Regions from separate parts of the Homo sapiens genome. Here region 1 is linked to region 2. A link is a loop called in an ENCODE intact Hi-C map of the cell type or tissue named here. Cell type or tissue: Calu3. All regions are shown on one strand.

What was found. A loop is a pair of places that touch in the nucleus more often than their neighbours do. Peaks named below come from ENCODE experiments on the same cell type or tissue, not always from the same donor. Only the 100,000 strongest peaks of a DNase experiment are listed, where the experiment ranks them.
Region 1: it touches region 2 in a loop (2.0-fold over the local background); 3 of 110 quality-filtered maps call a loop at or near these places.

The regions. Positions count from the first base shown.
Region 1 is chr3:20,253,900-20,256,399 of GRCh38, reverse strand. No RefSeq gene overlaps it. Among named protein-coding and RNA genes, the nearest start is that of SGO1, 69 kb to the right of the region's middle. In Calu3, no CTCF peak of the experiment used is centred here; a DNase peak (open chromatin) is centred at 1,439.
Region 2 is chr3:20,322,325-20,324,824 of GRCh38, reverse strand. No RefSeq gene overlaps it. Among named protein-coding and RNA genes, the nearest start is that of SGO1, 140 kb to the right of the region's middle. In Calu3, no CTCF peak of the experiment used is centred here; a DNase peak (open chromatin) is centred at 1,334.

The sequences.
Region 1 (2,500 bases), 68 kb after region 2:
AAGAAAAGAAATTCCAACCAAGAATGTCATATCCTGCCAAACCTAGCTTAATAAGCAAAGGAAAAATAAAATCATTTTTAGACAAGCAGTCATTAAGGGAATTCGCTAGCACTAGACCAACCTTACAAGTACTCTCAAGAGAGTTCTAAATGTGGAAATGAAAGAATAATACCTGTTACCACAAAAACAGACTTAGGTATTATGCATAGCCCAGACTCTACAAAGCAACGACAGGAAAGAAACTACAAAGTAACCACCCAAAAACTTCACAATAGGATCAGAACCTCACACATCAATATCAATCTTGAATGTAAATTGTTGCCATATTTAAAAGGCATTTTAAGTTGGATTAAAAAATAAAAAGGCCCATCTGTCTGCTGTCTTCAAAAGACCCATCTCACATGTAATGACACTCATAGACTCAAAGTAAAGTGTTGAAGATCTATCATGCAAATAGAAAACAAAAAAGAGCAAGGTTTGCTATTCTTATATTAGATAAACAAGACTTTAAACCAACAACAAGGAAAAAAAACAAAGAAGGGCATTAAATTATAATAAAGGGTTCAATTCAACAAGAAGACTTAATTACCCTAAATATATATGCCCCCAATATTGGAGCACTGGGATTTGTAAGACAGGTACTTCTAGACCTATGAAAAGACTTAGACAGCGACACAATATCAGTGGGGGACTTCAACACCCCACTGAAAGCATTAGATCATAAAGGGAGAAAACTAGCAAAAGAATTCTGAACTTAAATTCGACACTGGACCAATGGGACCTAATAGACATCTACAGACTCCTCCACCCATTAACCACAGAATACACATTCTTCTCATCTGCACAAGAAATATCCTCCAAGATTGATCATTATGCTCAGTCACAGAGCCAGTCTCAGAAAATGCAAAAAAAAAAAAGACAAAGAAATCACACCAACCATATTCTCAGCAAAAAGTGGAATAAAAATGGAAATCAATACCAAGAAGATCTCCCAAAATTACACAATTACATGGAAATTAAAGAAACTGCTCCTGAATGACTTTTGTGTAAACAACAAAATTAAGGCAGAAATAAAAAAAATGAAAACACAGACATAACATACCAAAATCTATGGGATGCAGGAAAAGCAGTGTTAAGAGGAAAGTTTATAGTGCTCAAGGAAGTTAGGAAGATCTTTGTTAAATGCTCTAACATCACACCTACAAGAACTAAAAAACAACGACAACAACAACAACAATAAAAACCCCAGGAACAAAGTGGCTGGCAAGATGGCCAAATAGAAAACAGCTCCAGTCTGCAGCTCCCAGTGAGATCAACGCAGAAGGCAGTGACTTCTGCATTTCCAACTGAGGTACCCAGTTCATCTCACTGGGACTGGTTGGACAGTGGGTGCAGCCCAAGGAGGGCGAGCCAAAGCAGGGTGGGGCATCGCCTCACCTGGGAAGCCTCACGGCGTCGGGGAATTCCCTCTCCCAGCCAAAGGAAGCCATTAGGGACTGTACTGTGCACTCTGGCCCAGATACTGCAATTTTCCCATGGTCTTCGAAACCCATAGACCAGGAGATTCCCTCTGATGCCTATGCCACCAGGGCCATGGGTGTCCAGCACAAAACTGAGCAGCCATTTGTGCAGACACCCAGCTAGCCACAGGAGTTTTTTTTTCATACCCCAGTGGCGCCTGGAATGCCAGTGAGACAGAACCGTTCACTCCCCTGGAGAGGGGGCTGGAACCAGGGAGCCAAGTAGTTCTGGCTTGGTGGGTACCACCCCCACAGAGCCCAGCAAGCTAAGATCGACTGGCTTGAAATTCTCACTACAAACACAGCAGTCTGAGCTTGACCTGGAACGCTAGAGCTTGGTGGGGGGAGAAGCGTCCGCCATTGCTGAGGCTTAAGTAGGCAGTTTTACCCTCACAATGTAAACAGAGTACCCGGGAAGTTCAAACTGGGCGGAGTCCTCCTCAGCTCAGCAAGGTGCTGAGGCCAGACTGCCTCTCTAAATTCCTTCTTGTCAGGGCACGACATCTCTGAAAAAAAACGCAGCAGCCCCAGTCACGGATTTATAGATAAAATCCCCACCTCCATGGGACAGAGCACCTGGAGGAAGGGGCAGTTGTGGGCACAGTTTCAGCAGACTTAAACATCCCTGCCTGGCAGCTCTGAAAAGAGCAGCATATCTCCCAGCACAGCATTTGAGCTCTGCTAAGGGTCAGACTGCCTCTGCAGGTGGGTCCCTGACCCCCATGTATCCTGATTGGGAGAGACATCTCCCAGTAGGGGCTGACAGACATCTCATACAGGAGAGCTCTGGCTGGCATCTGGTGGGTGCCCCTCTGGGACAAAGCTTCCAGAGGAAGGAGCAGCCGGAAATCTTTACTGTTCTGCAGCCTCGGCTGGTGATACCCAGGCAAACAGGGTCTACAGTGGACCTCCAGCAAACTCCAGCAGACCTATAGCAGAGAGACCTGTTAGAAGGAAAACTAACAAGCAGAAAGGAATAG
Region 2 (2,500 bases):
ATTGTGGAGATCTTCAAGGCTGCTCCTCTCATAATGGGCCTAGAGCTCCAAAAGGGCAGAATGGTTTCAGGATATGGCTGAGGGCACCTTCTACTGACCAGGGCCACCTTGCTCTCTGCATTTCAGCACAGTGCTCCTCAGCCACCCCAGCTGTGGCCCAAGTAGACCTGTGTGCAGCTCAGAAAATGGACTAAGACAAACTTTGTTAATAATTTCTTTCTTTTATCTCTGCTTATATGAATAAAATGCACAAACCCAAATGTCTAAAAATAGAAGAATAAAGAACCAAGTTGTGGTCATCCACCAAATGGTGCAAGGATGACAGTCAAGGCAGCCTAAATGTGTTGTCTATGAAGAGTTTTAATAATGTAGAAATATATCAGAATATATTAATTTTAAAAAATATAGAATTTTATAGCCAAATAAATAAGATAGATGATTGATAGACTGATTTATATATGAAAAATAACAAACACAACTCTTGCTTTATCATTAGACATTGTGCATCCTCTCTCTTTTCTGTATAATATGTTCTGAGCATCTCCCCATTTGCACAAATAGTCCTTGAGAATATACACTCTTAAAATTATAGCATAAGATATATTCCTTTCTATGTTATTTTTCTATTAACCTCTGACTCTCTCATTAAGAATTATGTGGCAGAGGATGGAACATTAAATTGGCAAGCTCATGCAGCAAGGCCTCAAATAAATCTTCATTTGAGACAAAGAAGAGTTCAAACCACAAATGCCATGGTCAAAAGAGGACTAGATGAGAGATCTAATAGAGAGAAAATTGGTTACTGGAAATAGGAGGGAAACATTTATATTATAGTCTGGGGTTTGGAACGAGCCAATTTGAAGGAATTGAGACCATTTTCCCACCCCAAATGGGAACTAGAAAACCAGAGTTGCCCTTCTCCCATCCCTTCTGTTCAAGAATCAATGTTACATTAGTTCCCTGAATACCCATATTTCCCCATGCTGCTTTGGTTTTGCATAAGCTGTTCTTCTGCCTTGGATACCCTCCTCCACTTGTCCACCTGGCAGACGCCTCCTTATCATTAAGTGTCACTTGAAAGCTATCTTTTGCATGAGGCTTTCCCTGATTCCCCCAGAGACAATTAGGTTTTCATTTCCCCGGGCTTTGTAGGGACCTTTGTTACAGCCATTGTTAGCCCAAGCTGCGCCATTTTGTCAACCTCCCACCGTTTTGTACACCCTGGCCAGAGTGGAAATTTCCCAGCAGTGGGAAACACATTGTCGGGCAGGTCTCAGGCCCAACTGCCTGGCCATAGGAAATTCTTCCCTTATCAGCAGCTAACCACACCGCCCATCCCATTTTGCAACAATTCCACCTCTCCCAGCTAGACCTGTAACTGCCCCAGTCTGTAAAAGGAGCTCGAGCTCCAGCCACATAGCTGGTGTCCCCCTCCACAGGTTTCTTCGTCCAATAAACCTGTGTTGCTTTTGACCTGCATCCCCTTGTTTCTGTCTCTTTTCTCCATCCTAACAGCCATCATTTTATTGTAACATAACCATTTGCATGTTGGTCTCCTCTAGTAGACAGTAAATGCCTCAAAAATAAGGTTTACATCTCTTTATGTCCTGTACTTAGCATATTATAGATACTGAATGATTAATGAGTAAATAAATGGACAAATAAATGAAATTGTGTAATGAGATGAAGTAGAATTCATTCACTTACTTGGGACCAAAAATAAAGTCCTGAGGCCACAGCAGTTTGAACTGCCTAACTCCTAAAAATTACCAATATTCTCATTTTACAAATAAAGAAACTGGAATTCTAGAAAAATTAGGAAACTTACTCCAGAAAGTAAATTTCAAAAAACAAATACAAATAATTCTCCATTACATGAAAAGGTAAATGCAAATTAAAACCATTTTTTATCTATTAGACTGGCAGATATAGTTTTTATAATAAGCTTTTTTGGTATGGTATAATAGGCACTTTTATATATTGTTGGTAGAAGTGTACATTGGAATCACCACCAATTTGACACTATAGTGGAAATTTGTATCAAGATTACAAATATATGTAACACTTGGACCAGAAAATCCACTTTTAGAAATTTATCCTACAAAAACTCCTATACTAGTTTGAAAGGTTATATGAATAAGAATATTCATTCCTTCATAGTTTGTAGTAGCAAAAGGTTGGAGAAATCTCTGTTGTCTATCATCAGGCTAAACATATTATAATATATCTAGAGCAGTGGTTCTCAAAGTATGGTCCTCAGACTAACAGCATCAGCATCTCCCGGGAATTTATCAGAAATGCAAATTCTCACACTTGAGGGTAGAGCTCAGCAATCTGTATTTTAACAAGCCCTCTATGTAACTTTGATATATATTAAAATTTGAAAAACATTCACCTATAAAATGAAGTACCATGAAGCTAGGTAAAAAAGAGGAAGCTGTCTATGTGCTGCTAAGGCAAGATCACCATTACACAGCACTTTGTTAGGTGAAGAAACTGC